Linked DNA regions of Mus musculus: all the other regions are linked to region 2. The links are chromatin loops, found by intact Hi-C in ENCODE. Cell type or tissue: heart. All regions are shown on one strand.

Region 1 (8,000 bases), 54 kb after region 2:
GTTCTATTGCCCAGGATAGCAATTTAAAGAGCCCTTGTTTTGGGTCAGCATGATAGCTTAGCTGGTACATGTACCTGCTGCCAATCCTGATGCCCTGAGTTGACCAGGAGAGAACCTACTCTTGAAAGTAGTCTGCTGACCTCCACATATAGGCCACTGTGCATACACACATGTGTGTGCACTCGCACACACACACACACACACACACACAGAGTATAGGTATTTTAAAAAAAAATTTTTTTTTTTTTTTTGAGACAGTGTTTCTCTGTGTAACCTTGGCTGTCCTGGAATTAGTTCTGTAGACCAGGCTGGCCTCGAACTCAGAGATCTGCTTGCCTTTGCCTCCCTGTGCTGGGATTACAGGTGTGCACCACCACCTCCAGGCAAAAGATCTTATTTTACTTCAGGACATAAAAAACACTAGAGTGATAACTACTTTTCTGAAGTTGTGCTTTTGACACTTCTAGACGCTGTCTAGAGCAGTTGGTGAGGCAGCTCATATTTTTCAATGGACCCAGAGTTTGGCAGCAACTTCTTCCGTCAGAAGCTTTGCTTTAAAAGCCCTCTGTTTCTGCCCTTACTTTAAAGTGACTGTTTCAGAGTTACTCTTAAAAACAAAACAAAACAAAACAAAAAACCAAAACCTAGAAAACCAACTCAGAATAGATTTAATTTAGAGAGTTGGAGATTTTCAAAATTTGAAGCATCTTGGTTGGCTTTTGTTTTCTTTAAAGGCAAACCTAAGACATACAAAAACACCTTTGTATTTTGCTTAATTGGCTTTTCTGGTTGACTGCATCGTGATCTAATTTTTGCATATTTAAACTTTCTTCACCCTTTGGAATGTGCCTATCTCTATAAAATCCGAGGAGGACACAGATGAGAGGGTATGGAACAAATTGATTTTGTTCCATACCAGCATTTTACATTTTGAGGGTGAGGCTGCACCAGAGTTTTTAAGTACCTCTTTCTGTGTCTAGCTGAAGGATGCTGTTGTCCTGGTTATTTAAGTAAAGGTGTTAGAAAGTAGAACCAGTCCTTAAAGGACAATTAGCCCTTTGTGCTAGCTGGAGCTTTTTGGTAAGGTCAAAGTCACTTGGAGGTTGTCTCAAATTTCTTTTGTGAGTGTTGGTTTCTGATTAATAGGGACTCAGAACATGACGGAAAGGGGCATTCAGTTCTTAACCTAACAAGCCCTCCTCTGCTTAATGCAGTGTAGTATTTGAGCAACTGAAAATTAGAGACTAACTATAATTTGAAGACACTGAACTAAAGAGGTGGCAACCTTAGAAATCAATTTATTATATTTTTTGTATGCCATTTGTCATAATATATAATGACATTTTTAAAAATTTCACTTTCAACCACAGAGACCTGGGAAGAATGCCAAACCTCTTATTTTGATAGATTTATATTCACTCAAGTCAGTGGCTGAGATGGGAAGATTGTATGTCCCAGGTCAGCCTGGGCGGTGTACTGGTGGTGATGATAGTGATATAGATTAAGTAGAACTCTTAAAATGTTGTTTTTGAAAAGAGTTTTGCTTGTACAAAGAAAACTGAAACATAAAAGAAAATTCTTTGGTTCGGTTCTCCCTCTGTTGTCCAAGTCATTTTATGTAGCTGTGGGGGAGAAACCTCTCAGTCTGTTGTGTTGTTTTGTTTTGTTTTGTTTTGTTTTCTTCTTCTGCTAGAGCATTCAGAAGCAATGAGATAAAGGCTTTGAACCCTTTTAGGAGAGGCAGGGTAGAGTATTACAAAATAGAAGGAAAAGTATTTGTCTTACTTTATGATCCAGTGTAGGTCCTGGCTATTGCAGTTTGTCTTAATCTTCTCCATTTTAAGACGTTGCGGTGACTCATATATGTCTGGTAGGAACTCTGTTGCTTGTGTTGCCTCCCTTTGGTCTTAACTGATCATAACTATGTCGTGTCACAGCTTCCTCATCTGGAGATGGAGGCTGTAATCGTCCTTACCTCTAGGATTGTTGGAGTTAATATTGCGCAGGTTTAGAGCAGCCATGCTAAGGTGCGTAAGTAGCAGCTATCTTTTGCTTTTGATGCGGTCTCACTGTGTTCTTCTGGGATGGTCTTAAGTTCCTCTGTTAAATGATCCCTCTGCCTCTGCATTCCCGGCTAGCCCCATAGTAGCCATTATTAAATAGATGTGTGAGTGCCTGGGATGTGCTGCTCAGTGGGCTACAGATGGGCGCTAAAGAGTCAAGACATTGGCCTTTTCTTAGGTGAGTGGGTGTCAGTCCTTCCCTCTGCCTCTTTCTTCTCCCTCTCCATTTCCTTTAAATAGAGTTTCAAAACGTAGCTCAGGCTGGTCTCTAACCTGTATCCTGCCTCACCAGAGATTGCAGGGGTGAAGACATACCTTTGGCTTACACTTTTCTCTTAAGAAAGACTATAAGTGTCGTCATTACAGACACCTATTTGTGTGTATTGGGTGGTGGACAAAAGAAGTTGGAGGCCTGAACTTGATCCTCTGCAGAGGTACAGTCTCATATAGATCCTCTGCAGAGGTACAGTCTCATATAGATCCTCTGCAGAGGTACAGTCTCATATAGATCCTCTGCAGAGGTACAGTCTCATATAGATCCTCTGCAGAGGTACAGTCTCATATAGATCCTCTGCAGAGGTACAGTCTCATATAGATCCTCTGCAGAGGTACAGTCTCATATAGATCCTCTGCAGAGGTACAGTCTCATATAGATCCTCTGCAGAGGTACAGTCTCATATAGATCCTCTGCAGAGGTACAGTCTCATATAGATCCTCTGCAGAGGTACAGTCTCATATAGATCCTCTGCAGAGGTACAGTCTCATATAGAATTCATGCACAGGCAGCAGGTAAAGCTGAGAGGAAAGCAGAAGGTAGAGTGGCTAGTGTTTACGTCTATTTATCTTCAAGACAGGGTCTCACTATGTAGCTTTGGCTGTCCTGGAAAATTCTCTGTACACCAGGCTAGCCTGGAACTCACAGAGATCCACCTGCTTCCGCCTCCCAAGTGCTGGGACTAAAGGTGTGTGCCACCACATCCGCTTGATTATAGGCCTTTTAAAAATGAACTTTAATCCTCAAATTGTTATAGCTGGTTGCTTCTTGTTATCCAAATAAATAAATAAATGTGTTTCCTCAGTATTCTGTGGCCTCTTTTGGTTACTGTTTTATATAGATGGGTTGTTGGAATTTTAGAAGCAAGGCACTAATACTGAAATCAGTGTCCTGGCAATCTGTATCAAAGGTTAGTCTGCAGTGGTGCTGTGCCTGTGACCCCAGCACTCCAGGAGGCTGAGGCAGGGGGATCTTGAGTTCAAGATCAGCCTGAGCTGTATATAGAGTTCCAGGTTATCCTGGGCTTCGTATGAGATCTTGTCTCAAAAGTCAAAACAACAAACAAAAAAGGATCACTTCTTACTGTATGATGTGGTGGTCATAATGCTCACCTTACAAAATTGTGACACTTAGAGAAAGTGGACACTACAGCTTGAGTGTAGATCTTAATAGATGTGGCTCTTGCCTGTGGTGGGAGGTGATGGACATTGGATTAGCAAGTGGGAGCATGTGCTTGCAGGGAAGGGGAGAGAATGAGGCAGAGGAATGTAGTGTGGGACGGGCGAAACAGCGCTGTGCTGGAGAATCCAGGTAGGCTCAGGTCTCCTGGCTCCAGGTCCAGTTCTGCTTCTGTGGCTCCTTGAGCTTTCCTACCTGGCTTGGGAATACAAATGCATTCTTCACAGAGACGGTTACAAATGAGTCCTCATTTGGGACCATGCTTTACTGCAGTGGAAGACCTTATTCAGTGAAGAAGATGTGGTCCAGCCTCCTCGGGTCTCCTGAGTGCTAAGATCAGAGCCTTGACATCCCCAGCTTTATTACTTATTTATTTTTTAATTGTCTAAGATTATGCTGGACACACTTAAAAATCCATGGACCATGTTGTAAAAACCATTTCCTATGTGAGTACACTATATTTACATTATTTTAACCCTTCCCTCTTCTTCCAATTCCTTTATGCTTCCCCCGACATCCTCCTCTCAATTTCAAATCTATTTCCTCTTCTAGGCACTACATACACACACCCCTCCCCAACCCCCACACTAACGCTATTGTAGCCAATTGGTATTGCCTGTATGTTCATGGGTTTAGGGCTGGCCACCTAGGCTTGGGCAACCCATCCTGTTTGTCTCTGAAGAAACTGACTTTCTCTCAGCAGTGAGGTTGAGGTCTTATAAACCTTTTCCCATGTTGACATGTTGACTGGTGTGACCTTGTGCAGGTCTCATGCAGTCAGCCATATTGTTGAGAGTTCATAGGTGCAACCATGCCCAGCATCTGCAAGCACTTTGTAAAGAAAATATGTATTGAGGTGTTGGAGAGATGGCTCAGCAGTTAAAATACTGGCTGCTCTTCCAGAGCACCCAGGTCTGATTCCTAGCACCCATACAATGATGGCTCACAATCTTTTGTAACTCCAGTTCCATGGGATCTGATGCTCTCTTCTGGCCTCCTCAAGTATTGCACACAGATGCTCTACGTGCATACATGCATGCATACATACATATAATCATTTATAGAAATTAAAAGTAAATAAAATCTTTAAAAAGAAACCACGTAGTTAAATAAAAATCCAGTATGGTTGTTAATTTTTGCTTGTGAACTCACTCACTCGCATATTCTGTCTCAGTAGACTAGGAGAATGTGGGAAATGTACTTTAAGACCACTCTTTTGGGGTTGAGAATGTTATGCAGCAGTAGACACCTGCATAGTATGTGCAGGGCCCCAGGATTGAGCCTTAGCGCTATAAAAACAACATAACTATCTTTTAAAAATAAAGCCTCAAAAACGTGTTATTGAAGTAAAGGAAAATAGAAGTTTCACATTGTGCTCACTGCTTCATTCCTACAGACCTGGGTTGTAATTCTTTCTTTCTTTTCGTGCTAGCTATAAGAATGTTCATCTTTCTCTGCCGACTAGATTGTGAGTGTCTAAGGCAAAAGAGTGGTTTCATGTCTGTGTCCTGGTCCAGTAGTGCTTATGGAATTGCTTTGTATATAATGGGAAAATACCTATTAAATTATTTCTATTTCTGGAAGATGCTACAAAATCAAATACAACGTAATTTTCCTTTCAGAAGACCATTTCCACACACTTGGGGATCTGGAGTTTTGTAGAGCCATCCATGTCTTACTATTTGGACCCTGGGTGCTTTTGATAGATGGTTATACTTGAGGCTCCTCCCCCCTTTTTTTTAAACTGCTTCAACTTTTTATTGAGTATGTTAGCAAAAGAGCTTTTTTACAAAACCCGACAGCACCATGCCATCACCAGGCTCCTGAATTTCTGCTCCCTTTGCTTCACTTTCTCCGCTGTGGCAGTGCCTGAGAGGGCGGGCCTGCCTGCTGGCTGCAGCAGCTGCTGGGCAGACCCACCAGTCCCTATTTACAGAGACTGTCCCCAGTGTTCCTTGTTGTTTGTTTTCCTGAGGTGGACTCTCATTCTGTTGCATGCTGGGGTGGTCCTAAACTAAGCTTGCATGATCCTGCTACTTCAGTCTCCTGAGTGGCCGGGACTATAGACACGAGCCATAATATCAAGCTGGGCTGAAGTTCGAGTCCGTGCCCTATGCAAAATAATTGTTTTCCTGTCCCTAAGAATGATTTTCACGAGATACCAACTAGACCAGAGCGCCATCAGTGTAGGAGAAGTAGGTTCTTAGAGCTCATGCACTCAGCAGCCCTTTATGGAAGCCGTTCTGCCCAGGGGCCTGAGATCAGTCACTCCAGACTGCAGTTAGGAAAGGATGGTTAATAACATCTCACCAGAGCTCGTCTACAGATGCTTTGCCTACACGCCAATCACCTGTCTTTGAAGGGATGGGGGAGGGCATACAAACCTGAAGACCTAAACCAGGCGTGATGGCACACACCTTTAATCCCAGTACTTTCGAGGCAGAGAAAGGTAGATCTCTGTGAGTTTGAGGCCAGCCAAGTCTACATAGAGAGCCTCAGAATGGCCAGGGCTATGCAGAGAGAATCTGTCTCAAAAACAAAACAAAGCAAACAGAAGACTGAAGACCCAGACTCCATATGGTAGAGGGAAAAAACAATTCCTCCTGTAAGTTGTTCTCTGACCTTTACAGGTGTGTGTACGATGCATAAATGTTCTCTCTCTCTCTCTCCCTCTCTCTCTCTCTCTCTCTCTCTCTCTCACACACACACAAAATATGGCATTGATCAAAAGAGTTGAAGAATGGAGGTTGACTCAGTAGTAGAGAGAGTTTACCTGATTGCAGGGCCAGGATCACTTTGAAAGGAGTTGAGGTACTCTAACACTGTGGGTAATGACTGTCATGTTTGTGAGGTCCAGTGCAGAATGCATCCCATCCCATTCCATTAGTGAGCTTCCCATCTCCACCTTTCTTAGAAGAATGTGAGGCTCCTTTAGAAATGTGAGTTCTCCGCCCATAAGGGTTACAAGACCCAATGTGAATTTACCCTGCGTGTGGGGAAATAGCATCTAAGACAGTGGGTTTTGTTTTCTCCATGGTACTGGGAGTTGGTACTGTGTATGGGGAAGGTGTCTTTCTTATATCCTGGAACTGGCTGGAGTCCCTTGTGGGGATACACAGGCTTAGTACAGGCCCTTTCTGGGCTAGAAGATTCAGTCTTTGGTGGTCTTGGGCTCTTAGAAATTGAGACCTGACAGATTCCCCAGCTCTGAGCCATGTGGCTGTGGGAATCTTTGGACCAGGCTCAATTTGGAGCTGTGCTTCTACTCCCTGGGGCACTGTTCCCTGGGCAGGAAGATGGAAGTGGGATGTAAGAACTGTCTTGCTTTTCACATGTCTAGCTAATTGATGCATCTGAATTGTTCTGAAGAATAATGTCTTGGTTATGTATTCATAAAAGCCTTTGATTTTTACAATACACTTCTTTTTAAAAAGTGCCTTTTATCTCTTTACTTGGATGGATGTGAAGTATCTAAATTTAGATTAATCAGATTAAGAGCTTTAATGCCTTACTTATGTCAGATTGACTCCACTTTGGTGGCTTTTATCCATTCCAGAGAGTAAGGAGAGAATTTCCCACAATTTCCCCCACCCCTCTCTTATCTCTTTTTCTCTCATCTTTCTCTCTTTCCCTCTGTCTCCCCATTCCCACCCCTGACTTTGCAGAGCCCAGATGCCGCTAGGTTACAAGACTTGTTTTTATGAAAACTCTTTCTATTCAGATTAGAGAGACCGCAGCTGGACTTTTCTGATCTTTCTCTTTAGGACTATCCTGTAAAATACACGTTGGCTTTAATATTGTGAAGATAGGAAGGACAAGGAAGGCTGTGGAGAACAGTAGCCGCCGGTTGGAGCAAAGTCAGCCTTAGTTTTTGGCATACAAAGCCCTCTGAGAAAATGATTTCACTTTCTCGTGAAAAAACAACTGACCTGCCCTCTGGTGCTTATTCCATGGGAAGACATAGACATTCCTACTAGTCTAACCTGGAAAAGCTGGCTTCTTAAGTGTGGGAGGGAGGATGCCTGTACTCCTCAAGGAACAGAGGGGCCACCTGCAGGCACTGTGAGGTCAAGTTTCTCTGTGGGGCTCTTCACTAATTAACTTGTAAGTAAGTCTGTTGGAGTACCGCTGCCTTGTATTATGGATATGGATTCTAAGTTTCATTCTGAACAACGGAGATCAGTGTCCTGAAGACACCTTCTGCCCCCAAGAGGAAGCAGTAAACCTAAGGAAGATCCCAGAGGGCAGGAGTGAGAACAAGGAAGGAACTTGGTTTATTGGTTGATTGGTTGATTGGTTGGTTTGAGACAGGTTTCTCACTGTAACAGCTTGACTCTCCTGGAACTCACTTTGTAGACCAGGCTGGCCTCAAACTCACAGAGATCCACCTGCTTCTCCCTGCCTAGTGTATTGAAGTCGTGTGCTACCATCACCTGGCTAAGGCAGTGTTATTAAATTGTTTAAAAATATACCAAATCCTGTTA
Region 2 (8,000 bases):
CTTACCCTACTTGCCTGACTGAGAAAGGCTGGTCCACTCTGGCTACCTGACTTGGGATGAATAGCCATGAATAGGCTGAGCAGACTCTAAGGCAGATCTAGGCAGTGGGGAGTCCATGACATGGTCCTATTAGAGAGCTTACTAGCCAGGGCTGCAGCTATACCCAAGTTTAAGACACACTGATGAATGTTCTGGCTAAGGCAGAGCTGGAGTGATTTCTGAGTCTCTGGGGCCAGTTTTTCCTGTTTCTGTCTTGGCTTCAGGGAGATCTCCCCACAGTTCATGAATAGCTGGGCACCCTGTCTACTAGCTTTGGTCGTGCCACAGACCTGCCATCCTACCCTGCTTCAGCAACACAAACTGAAACTGGATTAGGTACCCTGCCAAATTACAGAGTCTCCTGGCTCAGGACTTCCCCAGCCTTGGCTCCCATTACCCTCTGGGCTTCTCGCCTCTTCCTGGGCCTGAGTTCAGTGTCCTTGCATTAATCTGGCCATGGGACATTTGCCCTCCCCACTGAATGATAGCCCAGCATTCTGAAAGATGGCAGGCAAATGGTAGACACTACATCAGCTAGCCTGATCTGTCTCTGTGCTTGGCCACACCGGTGGGACCATGCAGGATGCTGCTCCTGAGGGTAGGGTCTGGCTTCCACTGCATCAGAGCTCAGAAAGTGACTGTGCAGGTTGAAGGTGGGGGGAGTTTGTCAGGACGAGTGACTCAGCAGTAACTCAGCGGAGATGCTCTGAGCAGCTCACTACTGTCCTGGAGAGACTCTGATTCTATCAACTCTTTTGGGATAGAGAACACAGATTTGCTTTACTTTTTAAAATTAAGTCCCTTGGGCTGGGCGCACGCCTTTAATCCCAGCACTTGGGAAGCAGAGGCAGGTGAATTTCTGAGTTCAAGGCCAACCTGGTCTACAGAGTGAGTTCCAGAACAGCCAGAGCTACACAGAGAAACCCTGTCTCGAAATGCACCCCCCCCACCCCCCCCCCCCACACAAATTAAGTCCCTCTGGAAGTAAATCCAGATCAAGATGGAGAGGAAAGCCCACGGCTAGCTAAAATCTTCCAGCCTCAAAGAGGCAGTTTGGCTAATGGGAAAACGGTAGGGGGCAGAAGGGAAGCCTCCTCCAGCCTCAGGACCTGAAGTCAGAGGCTGCTCCTGCTCCATTGTATCAGACTGGTGGCTCTCTCTTCCCAGTGGGAACATATGGGGCCCATAGAAATGTTAGCTCCAGCTTTGGACAGGTCATCATACGGATCCAAGTACTTCTAGGCAGGCAAGGGGGTAATATGGGGAAAATACCCAGGAAGCTTAAGGGCCCTTTCTCCAGAGGGTAGGTGGTCAGATGTCAGATACTCAATAGGCACCCAAAGGGCATATGTATATGCGGAGATCGAGATGGAAAGATCCCCCATAGCAACGGCTCAGGCCACATGAGGAGACAGAGTATGCCCCCAGTGGCTTTGTAAGCCCTTTACTGCTTCTGCAGGGGCATTACTGGGTACAGACCACACATAGATGAGGGAACACGTTCTTATTTCATGCCACACCCATCCATGCCAAGGCCACGTGTAGCTACCCACCTTTCATCAACGCGCCTGCTCTGCTCCTAAGGACTAATCTCTGGTGCTGGCGGAGGCTCTAACCTTCCCTACACCTTCGTTTCTGACCCTGTTAGGGCTACTTCGTGGCTGCAGTCACAGCTATGTCCTCCCTTCAGCCCTGGCCCTTCTGAGAACAAAGCTTCTTTGTCTACATAAATGCCCACTGTTCTTCCATCGCTGTAGAGCCACAGGCTCTTGGTGCAACCGCCTCTGGAGCTGCTCTTTCACTTCAGAGGCTCTTTAACTCTCCAGCAGTCAGATGCTAGAAACCTAAACTCTCTCTGGTCCATGGGGGTCAATGCTCTCAGAACCCCTCCATTTCCTTTTCCCTGACACTCCTCCTGAACACAGAAGCAACCATGACTAGAAGCACCCTTTGGGTTTAATTTTATGCCAGCTCCTCTGCATCCAGAGTTCTCTACAAGTGGGCAGGAGAGAGGTTGGTTCTGAGGAACCCACAGAGGGAGCTTGCTGCTTGACAACCTCAAGAACTGACTTTCCTTTATTCTATAACCCTACTGCATCTACCACATTGAAGTCTTTCCTCCCCCCCGCACCCCCTCCCGACCCAGAGCCTCACCTGCATAGATACTGTTTCCCAAAGCCGTGCTGGCAATGAGGTGCCAGGAGCTTTAAGGCCCCAGCTGTCTGAGGACAGTGCCAGGCTCCCAGAGTCACAGTCCTTGGGCAGCATTGAGCTGGCTGTTGGGAGCCGGGGTCTTCGAGCAGGTGTGCTAATAAAACTCCCAGGCTCTGAAGCCGCCATCTCCAGTCTGAGTGAGGCCCAGCCAGGGATTAGGGGCGGATTGCTCTAGATTCTCTCCTCCCCCAGGGCACATGTCTGTTCTTTCCCATCTGGCAGGATCTATGGAGGTCTATCGAGCCAGAGGATGGAGCAGTGATTAGGGATCTCTCTCCAGCCCAGTGAGTAGGAAGATGTCGTAGTGTGGCTGGCTGGGCTGTGTGCAGGGGTTTGCCACATGCAAATATAGGACAAGTGACAGTTCACCCATCAGACAGGCCCTGACCAGTTCCTCTCATGCCCAAAAATGTACTCAGTGACCAGAAATCCTCTCACAGCAGCTCGACTGACCAACTCCTCACTTTAGCGCATTACGGGAGTCTCCCGGAAGGGGTCCCACTCAGGCCTCCTCTTTCCCTGTTCAGTGACTTAAGGCACAGTCACTTCCACCCCAGATTCCCCAGTAATGGCCTGGAGGAGTCAGCCAGCTTCAATAAGGGAATTCCTCTGTTCTGAGACTTAGTCCCCAGAAACCATTCTGCTCTGGACACCACTGTGGCTCCCTCCTGGCTTCTGCTTCCCGCCCTCTGCTTTCTGTCCCCTAGCACTGCCCAGACAGACACCACCCAAGAGACAACAAAGATGGCCAACTCACAGCAGTCTCTTTCTCCCTGGACTTCATCTGTACAGTCCTGGTAGGAAATCCTATTGGTCAGCAGAGGGAGCCAGAGGGCCACAGTCGAGGACAGCGAGTAGCGAGGAAGGAGCCTGTAGAGTCCTAGGTCCACTGTCTCTGAGCAGTTTTCCCCAGGCAGAATACCCATTCAGAGACTCTGCACGCATCTGAGCCTCAAGAAGCACACAGGACTTAAATACTGAGGGCCAATGTGGATCATACTGATGCAGCAGTCCCAAGTTCAAGAAGGTTCCAAGAGATAAGGAGGGCCCAGTGCTATCTCTAGGAGCCAGTGCCAAGGTTTGCAGCCAAAATCACCGAGACCAGGAATCCCCCACCCAGGATCTTGGAAACTATGCAAACATGTGTCAGCTGATGACTTAGGCTTTGTGAGGAGGCTGGCAAGTCACATCACACAGGTCTCCATGTCTGGAGCCATCTCTGACCTATGGAGCCTGGGAAAACGCTAAGCAGCTCCTACTTCCATAAATAACTCCCCTTTATGTTTTGACAAGCACTGTTCCTTTTGTATAATGGTTATTAATAAAAAGTTTTGCTGTCCCTACTAAACTAAAGGAAGGAAAGAAGTAGACCTTCTGTTTATCTGGGGCCCTTCCTGTGGCCATCATGAGGCAGATCTCCATTGACAATGAAAGTGGAGGGTGATGGCTGATTATCTCAGTGAACTGGAATGGAAGTTCTCTGAAGTAGACCCATCCCAGGTGAGAACAAGTATGACTTGAAATCCTATCCCCAAGACAGCCCCTTCCCCGCTCCCCCCCCCCCCTTTCTTATGGTTTCTTTGAGTTTCTCTGTGCAGTCCTGGAACTCACTCTGTAGACCAGGCTGGCCTCAAACGCAGAAATCCACCTGCCTCTGCCTCCCAAGTGCTGGGATTGCAGGCTTGTGCCACCAACTGCCCGGCCTTAAGATTTTTAAAGTTAAAAAAAACCTCTAAATTCTGCATGTGTGTGCATGTAAGCCCAGGTGCCTGTGGAAGCCGGAGATACTGGATCCCCTGAAGATGGAGTTTCAGGTGGTTATGAGCCTCCGAAGTGGGTGCTGGGAACCAAGTTTGGGTCCTTGAAGAGCAAAATACTCTTAACCTCTGAATTACCTCTTTAGCCCCAGAACTAAGAATTTTTAAAATTATTTCTTTTATATTTTGAGGTTATAATATAATTATATAATTTCTCCCTTCCCTTTCCTCTCTCCAAACCTTCCCATATAACCCTCCTTGCAAATTTCATTGTTGCCTACATATAGGTATATATTTGTTGGCCAAATGACTTTAAATTCACAGCATTAATGTACAATATAAAGTCTGCAAATGCGTGACATTTCTCACTGCGCTCCTCCTTGTAGAGCTGAGTTTACACTTCAGGCTTCCCTGGACACCTCACCTCTCCACAGAGTATGAAAACTGACCAGGACAGTGTATGAGTATACAAAAGTACCAGAGCACTAGACCCACAGGGCAGCTTACCCACAGGCTTGTGAGCAGTGGGTTGTACCAGGCTCAGAGTGCATACCAGCACACGATACCTTCTTGCCTAAGGTCTTGGGCTTCCCATGATTGCCTGGGAATATCCCATGTCCTCCAAGGCATTCCCTCATCCATCTCTTTCTAAACATCCCTTTCCTTTTTCTTTTTAAAAATTATATTTATTTCATTATCTATCTATCTATCTATCTATCTATCTATCTATCTATCTATCTATCTATCTATCCATCCATCCATCCATCCATCCATCCATCCATCCATCCATCTATCTATCTATCTATCTATCTATCTATCTATCTATCTATCTATCTATCTATCTATGTGTGCAGTGTATGTATGCATATGGTCACACGTGCCACAGCAGACATATGGAGGACAGAGGCTATCCTGCTGCAGTTGGTGCTCTCCTTCCATAACTCAGGCTACCAAGCTTGGAAGTGGATACCTTTACTTTACCCACTGAACCATCTCACTCACCCATAACCTGAGGAAGAGGAGGCAGTTGCAGTGACCACAGGAGACCAGAAGTCAGGGAGGGCTAGAACTGGGGTTCTCTCCCACCACCCCCAACTTCTCTTTTACTGTGGAGCTGTCTCTGACTGGCAGGGCTTCCTTCCCACACTTCCTGATCCACAAAGCTCAGAAGAGCAGAAAAATGGTTCTGTTAGGCTGCATGGCATTAAGATGGCCATAGGGAAAACTGCACCCCAGAAGGACACTTCAGCTTGACTCCTAGAGTAGCTCATCACAATGGTGGTCAGGAAGAAGGAGGGAAGAGCTCTGGGGATGAACCAGTAGTCTCTAAGAGAAAAGGAACAAATAGGGACTACTCAGTGTCTGCATGGCAAGCTGGCAGGCAGAGCCCTTCTTCTCTATGAGGCTGTCCTTGTCTTTGTCCATGAGCAGAGACCCTCAGTCTGCCACTGTGAGCTGCAAGGATCATTTGCATGACCTTGTGTTTCAAGCTTGGTTCCACAGTTGCTCTAGAGCATAGGCTGAAAGCATCCACGCTGTGTGTGTGTGTGTGTGTGTGTGTGTGTGTGTGTGTGTGTGTGTGTATGTGTGTGTGTGTAAGGGCAGGAGTTAAAGGTGAATATGTCTGTCAGGAAGATACGTGCAGAATGGGCTCTGTGGATGCTGAGTTAACTTTCCAGGAGCCTGGCAGAGTGTTTGGGAGTCAGAATGGCTGATAGAGACCCTTACCCTGCTACCCACAAGCTATACAAGCGATACAGCCTGCAGGATGAGGCCAATGAACCAGAATGGGCTCAGGCATGGGCACGGGCACAGAGAGAGTGTGTAAACTGTGCCTCGGCCTTGCTAGCTGCCAATGGTACATGGGGCCTGACACACTGTACTGGTATAGGTTATTAGAACCGAGGCTCTCTCACCACATGTGATTGCATACACCCATGGACACATCACAGTTTCACAGACAGTTCCTTCACGATTTAGCCTGGGACAGAAAAGTAGCTGTCATCTGGAGTGAAGCTGAGAGTGGCAAGAAGCCATGGGGCGAGCTGCCACAAGTATTTAAGCAATGGTTCTGAAGGCCCTTGAGTCACCAAGCAACTCTCTCTGCAAAGGAGATGTGCTGCTGGGTAGACGGCACACATACTTCCTAGTAAGTGCTGGCCGTCCCTCTTGGTCACTTCCTCCACGCTCTGGCTGAGCAAGAGGCAGTAGCATGGCAGAAGCAGCTGTCACCACCGGCCTACAGGCCGAGGCAGATGAGCTGCAGCTGGAGGTGTCTAGCCTCAGCTTAGCCACACAGAGCTAAGTCTGGGGGCCATAGATGGGCTCACATTGTCCTGGAGCAGGAAACTGGAAGGAGCCCAGGTCCTGGGCCCACACTCCTCTGCGCGCCCTCAGGGCTCAGCTCGCTCTCACACTGGCTGCTTCCTCATTTAGCATACTTCCTCTTCACTCAATTTTGATATCAGGTCCTTATTTCTTTAAGATTTTTGTTTTTCTCTGCCTTAAATAAAACAAATCATGCTATTTACTTTTTTTCTCTCTTAAAAATAAAATAAATAGAGTTGGGCATAGCTCAGTGGTAGAGTCCTTGCTCTGCAGGCATGGAGCCCAGGGCTCGACTCCCTAGTACCATGGAACACAAATAAAATGTAAAACTCACTCAGCAGCATCCACGCATTCTACAGAGTGAGAAGCCCGAGAACAGCTGAGAAGCAGTTAAATTCAGTTCCTTGGAAGACAAAAGACTCCTGGGCTGCACATGTTGTGTGGCAAAGTCCCAGAGAGGCTTCTCAGGAGGCTGGCAGCTTCCCTGGTGCTCACCACGCCTCCCCTGGAAACAGAGGTCAGGGAAGTCATTACCCCACACTTACTCTTAGACCTAACCAGGTCACCAGTAGGTACTGCTTTCTGCTGGGAAGACAAGAGAATGGTTTATATTGCTAACTGTGAGCTGCAGCAGTCAAGGAATCAAGGCAGGCACGTACCCTAGGAGTATGTGGAGAGACACGGGCAGGCATGTACCCTAGGAGTGTGTGGAGACACAGCCCCAGGAGCTGGAGCAGCAAACAGAGGGTCTAGTGAGGGAAAGCCCCAGCACAGCATTGGCGTGCATATACCATGAGACCTTTCAGCTGCCTTCAGGAAGGGAGGAGGCGCCTCCTCTGCCTGCCAGGCTTTTGTTGACCTAATGTCTCAGATACTCTGGTGTGTGTGTGTAGGGGGTGGGTAGGTCAGGGCAGGACTGTCACTCCTGGGCATGGGAACCTGGTCAGTGGAAACAACCATGTACCTGGCTCATGGTTGAGCAAACCAAATTCACTTCTGAATGGTCCTCTGCTCCCCAGAGGAGGATGTACTGGGAACAGGCCCTGAAGAAAGTGACCCAGAGGAAATGGTATCTCCTTTCTGCACAATTTTTAGGACACAAAGTACCCTCTACCCGACCCCATTTGCCACAAATAATTGAGAACATTTTTTTTTTCCCTAAAGCAGGGGATTGAAACACAATTCCTGTAGGCTCCCGCTGACTCAAGGGCTCCGAGCTTACCAGGAGCTGATATGATTAGACAAGAAATATGCACAAAAGCACTCTGCAAACTGTAGCATGCTGTTTGACTGACTGTTGGTACCAGCATGTCTCAGAGGTGTGCCTACAAGACCAGGGAGTCCCCCAAAAGGTAAGTAGACAGGAACAGGGCCCAGGTAACATTGAAGTTGCCTTCTCAGGAGGCGAAGAAACCTTATATAATGAAGTTAATATTACAGGGCGCTTGTCTATCCAGGACAAGGTTCGCCTTTCCAGCTGCCCTCAAGGGGGCCTCTTGATCACAGTATCACTATGGATCTGACTTAGCTTTTGTTGAACATGCTGAATTATTCACTAGCTATGGATAGCAAGCCAGTTCTGGGGTGGGGGGAGGGGTATCAAGAGAGCTGTAAGGAAGAGAAAGGAATATACTGGGAACTAGAATGGCAGCTGGGGTCCAG
Region 3 (8,000 bases), 110 kb after region 2:
AGAGTGAGTTCTGGGACAGCCAGGGCTACACAGAGAAACCCGGTCTCGAAAAAAAAAAACAAAAAACAAAAAAACAAAAAAAAAAACAAGGAAAGAAAAGAAAAGGTCAAGCTCCCTGCTTTTCAAAACATTCAATTGTTTCAGTTATCTGGCAACTACAGAAAACACTTTGAGGAATAATCATGTATGTGTGTTTGTGTGTGTATTTTTGTACATGTGTGTGTATTTGTGTGTTTTTGTATATATGTTTATGTGTGTATATGTTTGTGTGTGTTTGTATGTGTATGTATGTGTGTATTTGTAAGTGTGTTTTTGTATGTATGTGTGTTTGTGTGTGTGTGTGTGTGTTTGTATGTGTGTGTCTGTGTATGTATGTATGTGTGTATGTTTGTATGTCTGTATTTGTGTATATGTTTGTGTATGTTTGCGTTTGTGTCTGTGTGTTTGTGTGTGTATGTATGTTTGTATGTGTTCGTGTATTTATGTATGTGTGTGTTTGTGCATGCATGTATGTATATGTGTGTATGTTTGTGTGTATGTATGTATGTGTGTGTATGTTTGTGTGTCTGTATGTATGTATGTGTGTTTGTATGTGTTCATGCATGCATGTATGTGTTTGTGTATGTATGTATGTATATATGTATGTATGTATATGTGTGTGAATGTTTGTATGTATATGTTTGTGTGTGTATGCTTCCATTGTTTTCCAGGGAATGGCATCCAGACCTACCTATGTGCTTTTCTTCCCTTCTCAATTTTCTTGTCTCCAGGGAATTCAGAGCTGTGTTGTAACTGTCCTTTTTTTCTCTCTTTAACTACATTAAATCTGTAATTCTGCTGACAATGAACACTGACTGCACTTGTCCCCTTTTTCCGGGAGAGGCTTTGATCCTTGTTTTGTATTTTTGATGCCACCCCCAGCTCTCTGCTGTGGTTGTCAACCTTGTCTCTATGCTGGAAGCACACAGCTTTCAAACACACTTATGTTCTCTATGCCAGCTGCCAGGAGCTCTTGGCTGAGTGTGAACAGAAGGGTTCCAGGTAGAGTGTTTCCACCCCATACCCCATGGTGCTTCAGGCTCAACCCCACAGCCTCACACAGGCTCTACCATACATTCCAGCCTAGAATGTATGATTTTTATCAGTAAGGGGGATAAATACTAGCTGGCCTCCTGCATGAAGGACAGAAAATATCTTACTGAGAGGGAAGTTCAGCCTGGCTAAAAACCAAGTTCTTTTTTCATGACTGACAGGTACAAATTGCTCCAGGCCAAGAAGAAAAAAATCATTTAAAATTTCTCCCCTTTAAACAAAGCTTCAGATACCCTGTTTGACAATTAGTAATATTAATAAACTCTAATTAGCCCTCACAAAGCAAAGCCCACCAATTATAGTTTTTAATCAAAGTAGAACACAACGAATTACAAGGAATACAATGTCTACCATACCAAAAAAAGAAAATAAAAAAGAAACCCAAAAATAAAAAAACAAACCAAACCAAATCAAACCAACAACAACAACAACAACAACAACAAGCCAACCCCTACGGCTCCATTCTGAGGGATAATCATGCATGTCGTGCTCTATCACTAATTTGGAGATTTTTTTTCAGAGATTTTTTTTATTTAGGTATTTTCTTCATTTACATTTCAAATGCTATCCCAAAAGTCTCCCAGACCCCCCCCCCAGAGATTTTTAAAGTGCAAAAATATGCATATATAAACTTGACAAAATACAGTACATCTTTAACCGGGACCTCTTTGAAGTCCACGTTTTATCATCTCTAGTCAACGTGTCTGGGCAGAACATCTACCTTATACAGGCTGTTTCCTTCTCTGTATCCTCTGCACCAGCAAATGGAGCCCCCAAAGCAGAAACATGTCACACACACACACACACACACACATCTTTTGCATTTATGCCGCTTCCAATTCTGTCTCCTAATCTCAAGCTCCTTGATTGTTTTTCTCTCCTGTAGATTGGATTCAGACCATCCTTCACGGCCAACAGTAAACTCCTGGAGAGTTTTTACCCCTCACCGGAACTCCTACTCAACAGTGTCTTTAAGAGGTTGATCTTTAGGGCTAGGCTTATAGGTAGGCTCTGTAGGTAAGGCTTAGGTTCAATCACCAGTACCAGAAGAGCTGAAAGCAAACAAACCAAACCCAAACCCAAACCCAAACCCAAACCCAAACCAAAGCAAACCAGCACAGCAGCAGCAGCTGCAACAACAAAAATCCCAACCCGTCTAATGTTATTTCCTTCTTCTCTCTCACTCCAGGACTCACTAGGGAGCCCAGGCTCCTTCCTGAGTGCTGAGATTACATATATGAGCTATAAGACTGGGTAGGAATTTTTATTTTTTAAACATTAACTTGATCATATTATTCCTTCCTTGAAAATTTTACAAAATGCATGTTCCATTAGAAAAAAACATGGCCAGGGACACCAACAGTCTGCCTACAGAAAATAAACCCATATACACGTGAAAAGTTCATCATTATTACTTCATAAGTGAAACAATGTATTTTTTTTTCTGTTTCACTAAGCCAGTGGGTACAGCCAAAGAGACCTGATAATAAATCACTGTGAGAAGTGCAGAAATATTTCTACAAATTATTTCTGGTTCTATAGTATTTGGATAGCATTTCGGAAATATTGGACACGAAAGGGAGTGAAAATTGTCCAATATCTCTGAGCCTCAATTACTGTTTTTGGGTTAAATGGCTACATGAAAGACATATTTAGGAGATAGTAACTGGTAAATAATGGCTTATACTTGCTGTCACCTGATTTTTTTATGCACTTTATATGCTTAACTCATTTAATCCTCGTAATTCTCTAAGTAGTATTATTATCACTGTCATTTTACGCACAAGGAAAGGGTTAAATACCCATAACGGTGAAGTCAGTTAGGAGGACCTCTAGATTACTGTCATTATAGCTACACAGGGGTGACTTGCCCACCACATTGGATAAACACTTCCCACCCCACGCCCATTATTTACCATTAGCTGGTCTTCTCTGATTGCTCTGTGTACATCAAGTCTGACAGAACTGTGGGACACTCAGTCCATCTCTCTTGACAATGTTCCTGTGCCCTAATCGATGTTGTGTACACAGTAATACCGCAGGAAAGGGCCTAACAAATACTATCGTGCCGTTTTATGTGATGCATAGCATAGTTTTAGAGACGTGAAATAATCTTCACGAAACTAAGTCAGACACATAGTAATTATAGTACTCATAGTAAGGTGAGCCAAGCCAGCACGCGCTCTGACCACGCCAAAGAGCTCCAACACTCTTGCACTAGGGGCCGACCTTTCCCGCTTTCCTGCGGTAGAAAGAATCGCCCGGAACCTTTCTTGCGGAGTCTCAGGCAGCCGCCGGGACAACCCAAGGAACACACGGCATTGTGAGTATTAGTGGGTTAGTGATATGCCTGAAATTTCTTGCTCACTTACGTGGTCCCGGAGAGAAAAGCTTTACATTCTTGTACTTTTTGGAGTTCCGACTGACTATGACATTTTTTTCTCCCTCGATAATATTATAGTTGTTTGATTACAAGAGCGTTTAATATTTTTTTTAATTAGGGAGAAATGTGGACAGCTACGTAAAACGAACAAGGAAGGCGGGGGAGGAAAGCGGAAGCCGCGGGGCCTTCTAAGTCCGAAAGTCTCCGGAGCTTGCGCCAGGCTCTTCGCGGCGCCCCCCACTTAGACGCGGGGCTTCTGAGCGGGTGGGGGAGAAGGAACTGTTGCCGGTGCGGAGACCAGGCGGCCAGCGTCTGCAGGGATGAACCTCGAGTTGCTGGGTGAGGAGGGCTTGCCTGCGACTTAGCAAACCCTTCGGTATTGGGAAGGAGGGAACCTGGGCGGGAGGGACCGCAGGCTGCAACCTTAGGGACACTCTTCGGAGATGGTTCATTGAGTGCTCGTGAGGTGGAGTTGCAGCAGCAGGAGTAAGACCAGCTTCTGTCCGAAGAGAATGCATTACTTTTCTGAAACCGCTTTCAGATCAGTTGTGGAGTCATTGAGGCACTTTTTGTCCGAGCTGTGATTTCGAAGATCGCAGGTGCTGAAGTAACAAATCAGACAGGACCAGAGTTTTGGAGATGCAGTCAGAGGAAGAGTGACCTAGGGTGGGTCAATTTTGAAGACCTGTCAGGGGATCCGGTGCCTAGATGGGATTACTCTTGCTGGAAAGGTGTTACTTAACCAGATTTTATTTTAAAAATAAAAAATAAAAAAAAGGTTAAGGGAATAGGTAAGGGTGTTGTAATTCGGCACTAAGTGGCGTAGTTGGCATTTGGAATCCAGTCATCTTGACTGCCCGTTTAAGGTCCTTAACCGTAGGGAGGTGTAGATCCCCGGAAATGTGAACTACACAAGCAGTTGTTTTATTCTCGAGACAGGGTTTCTCTGTATAGCCCTGGCTTCCCTGGAACTCATTTTGTAGACAAGGCTGGCCTCGAACTCAGAAATCCACCTGCCTCTGCCTCCCAAGTGCTGGGATTAAAGGCGTGCGCCACCACCGCCCAGCCAGTCAGTACTCTTAGCCGCTGAGCCATCTCTCCAGCCCACTTACAAAGATAATTTTTAAAGTGTTCTTTGTCTTTATAGCGGCTTTATTGGAGCATGGGTGCATGCTTGTGGATATAATACTGACGAAGTATGAAAGTATGTGAAAGGTGTATCTAAAATAAAAGACACCAATGAGAAAATTTTTAATTTGTTATTTTATGTGTGTGGGTGCTTTGTCTGTATGTATGACTGTGCACCAGTGATGTATGTGCCTGGTGCCCACAGGAGCCAGGAGAGTCAGATTCCCTGAAACTGGAGTTACAAATGGTTTTGAGCTACAATATGGGTGCTGGGAATCATACCTGGGACCTTTGGAAGAGCAGCCAGTGCTCTTAACCACTGAACCATCTCTGCTGCCCCTCAGTGAGATAATTTTTCTGCTATGCCAAAATGTGGATATTGTAATAAAGAGGATAACCAAGAGTTTAAGTTGATGATGTTTATTTTGTGGAGACTCATGGATGCCAGGTTGGACAGTTTACTTTTTAAGGAAGATAGGGCAGATACACCAACAGCTCAGATGGAGCACTGATTTATAAAGTTTTTCGGAGAGTTATAATGCATAGATGAATGTTGAGACAATATAAAACCAGTCTGGAAGGCCACAATGTATGAGTGATACACGGAATGTGTGAATTGGGACATAGAAAGAAAAAACATTGGGGAGGCAGTATTTGAGTGTAGTGGTGATAAGAAAATGAACTACAAAATAATGGTGCTTGACTAATAAGATGCAAGGAATTGTGAAAGGTAGCTTGGATCTGTTGGATGTAGACTGAGAGCTTGGGAGACAAGTCTTGACTTATGATCACCATTTGTTTCTGCTTATTGAAACCCTGGGACTGGGTGTGAATAGGTGGAAGGGAAAAGATGAAAGGGGCCAAATATTGTCAGGGACAAGATCTTTAGTTATTTACCTGGAGGGAAAAGGATGATCAAGTAATTATAAGTTAACTAATATATGCAGTGCTTCTATGAGCTAGTCACATTTTCAGGTACCTTCCATATATTTCCCTAAGTATAGCAGCTAGGGGAGGATACAGGTTAGCAGTTCCTTCCATAGACACCAGTTGAGTGTCAAGACAGCACTTGAGTCTGAAAACTGAGAAAAGCCTGCTCCCTTTAATTTCTGGGCAGTTTGCACTCCTTAGCGGCCTAAGGTGAAGGTGATTTTAGGAGGGTGTAGGAGAAGTAGAGACCAAGAGAGATGTTCCATGTTTATAAGAGGAAAAGAGGAAAGCTGTTATAATAGTCCTTTGAAAGAGTTAACAGTGTGTGTCACAAGGAAAGTTCTTTTGAATGATTCAGAAAGGTCATAGGGGAAACAGGAATTTTTAGTATTGGCTGATTCAGCAATTAAAAAGAGGTCTGAGGCTCCAAAGAGAAATCTCTTATAGAAATGACTGAGTATTATGTGAGAAAGTTAGTGATTGTAACTAACTTTATAATAATACAAGCAGGAAAAAGGAACAGAGGTGATATGGTGGGAATAGTTAAACAGTGAAGGACAGCTGGCCAGATAAAGGAAACAAAAGGCTAGGCTAGGCTGTGGGATGTGCTACTCAGGTGGCCTCATCAGGATACTAATTTTACTTCTGTGACCATCTGACCACTTTTTGAGATGTTGCTGGGTACCAGGTGGATGCACTGGAGATAAAATTACGAAGACAGTGCCTCTTGCATCCCTGGTCCTGTGCACTTAGTCAAATGCTGCATCACCAGCCCGGGATAGTTTTCAAACTTGTCTTTCCCTATAACTCATAGTAAAAACAATTTTTTATTTTTAAAATTTAAATGATCACTTACTTAGTGTGTATGGATTTGTGTGTGGGGGTATATGTATATGCTCACGTGCAGGTCAGAGGACAACTTTGGGCAGTCACTTCTCTCTCACTATGTGGGTTCTGGAGCTCTAACTCATGTTCTTAGACTTGGCAGCAAGCATCCTTAGCCACTGAGCTATCTCACTGGCCCAAGAAATAAACTATCATAATCCCTATGTATGTACACGTGTAGTTAGACTATTTCTGGCATGGGTGTGTCTGTGATGTATACCTATGTTAGTGTGCATGTGTGTGGGTGTTTGTGCACTCAAGAGGCCAGAGAAGGGAGTGGTGGATTGTCAGTCTTTGCTCTTTTCCTTTGAGGCAGAGTCTTTTCTATCACCCTGGAGCTCATATTTTTCAGTTGGATTGATAGCCAGCAAACCCCTTTCTATCTCTGCCCCCTTTAGTGCTGGGATTACTGCCTGTGCAGGGTGGTGCTGGGCTTCTGTGCATGCCGGAATCTGAACTCCAGGTCCATGCTTAGCAGCAAGTGCTTTTAACCACTGAGCCATTTCTCCAGTCCTAGAAGTTTTTGAAATGATGTTTAATCCTTTTGTTTACTATCTTCTGATGTTTTCTGCTCTAATATATTTTCTTTTTAAATCTTGTTTTTCATGGACTATGATGATTTATTCATTTTTCAGTAGATTGAATTGTAACATCTGAAAAGTATAAGATACTGCTTTTTGTCCTGGATAAAAAACACAAACAGGAAAAGAGAAACAAATAATTATGTATAATACAGAGTTACAATATCTCACTAGAGTATAGGGGAGCCATATGAAAGCAGCTAGTGCTGCTCTGTTGACGGGATTGATGTAAAATTTGGGGAAATTTTACGGAGCTACTGAGATGGAAGTGCCTAGCCACCAACCAACAAAAGGAGTAGGAGCTTTCTGTGAAGCAAACATCCCTAGGCATGAATGAGTGTATGGCTGAGTACATACATGAATAAATGAGTACAGGAGATTGTGTATTCTACAGCTGGTACTCAGGGCCCGATTAATTTACGTTCTGGCACAGGTGCTGATAGTACAAAGACAAAATCCAAAATGAAAAGTACTGGCCAGGGCCAGGCTGACCTTGCTTTTCGAAGTTATGCTTAAAGAGTTTTGTTCATTTTGTTCAGCAGAGGGTTTTGAGTGAGTGCTGTGGTACAGTTGTGGGTGGAGTCAGACCTGAAATCGTTTGAAAGATTGATCTAGGGAGACAAGACTAAGCCCAAGGCAATGTAACAGGTGTGGTCATGTGAGACTGTGGAATGGCCTATGGTATCTAGACTTACAAATTGAATTTCTCTGAAAGAAATACTGACAGAGCCATCACCTGTTAAAGGCAGCAGAAGGTCTAGATAAACCAGCTACTATGGTTCCAAGCTGGTATGAAAGGGAGGAATTTGTTGGCAATTAGGAAACAAATAGGACTATTGAGAGAAGCTCCTGACAGCCTAATCTTGAAGGAGATGAAGACTTTACCCCATATGATGGGAGACACCTGGACTGCTTGCTCCAAGGCCATTTGAAGCAAGGATCCCACAGGGGACCTGAGGAGGTTTTTGAAGAAGCAGATGAAATTTCACTAAAAGTTAACT

The links. A loop is a pair of places that touch in the nucleus more often than their neighbours do. Peaks named below come from ENCODE experiments on the same cell type or tissue, not always from the same donor. Only the 100,000 strongest peaks of a DNase experiment are listed, where the experiment ranks them.
Region 1: a loop joins it to region 2, with 2.7 times the contacts of the local background. A loop is called at or near these places in 10 of 42 quality-filtered maps.
Region 3: it touches region 2 in a loop (6-fold over the local background); 19 of 42 quality-filtered maps call a loop at or near these places.

The regions. Positions count from the first base shown.
Region 1 is chr1:132,418,984-132,426,983 of GRCm38, forward strand. All of the region lies in intron 1 of Dstyk (dual serine/threonine and tyrosine protein kinase), which reads left to right. Among named protein-coding and RNA genes, the nearest start is that of Dstyk, 5.5 kb to the left of the region's middle. In heart, a CTCF peak has its summit at 4,505 (motif pointing left); no DNase peak of the experiment used is centred here; H3K4me3 peaks cover 146 bases.
Region 2 is chr1:132,364,688-132,372,687 of GRCm38, forward strand. The region is part of intron 2 of Tmcc2 (transmembrane and coiled-coil domains 2); the gene reads right to left. Among named protein-coding and RNA genes, the nearest start is that of Tmcc2, 23 kb to the right of the region's middle. In heart, no CTCF peak of the experiment used is centred here; DNase peaks (open chromatin) are centred at 438, 2,610, 3,084 and 6,214; H3K4me3 peaks cover 1,986 bases; H3K27ac peaks cover 3,771 bases.
Region 3 is chr1:132,473,714-132,481,713 of GRCm38, forward strand. Rbbp5 (retinoblastoma binding protein 5, histone lysine methyltransferase complex subunit) reads left to right here and starts at 3,654. Exons shown (of 14, transcript NM_172517.2): 1 at 3,654-3,814. The coding sequence starts at 3,796. It overlaps 6030442K20Rik (RIKEN cDNA 6030442K20 gene), which reads right to left and starts at 3,351. Exons shown (of 2, transcript NR_165177.1): 1 at 3,009-3,351. In heart, a CTCF peak has its summit at 3,315; DNase peaks (open chromatin) are centred at 3,368 and 3,678; H3K4me3 peaks cover 2,561 bases; H3K27ac peaks cover 1,533 bases.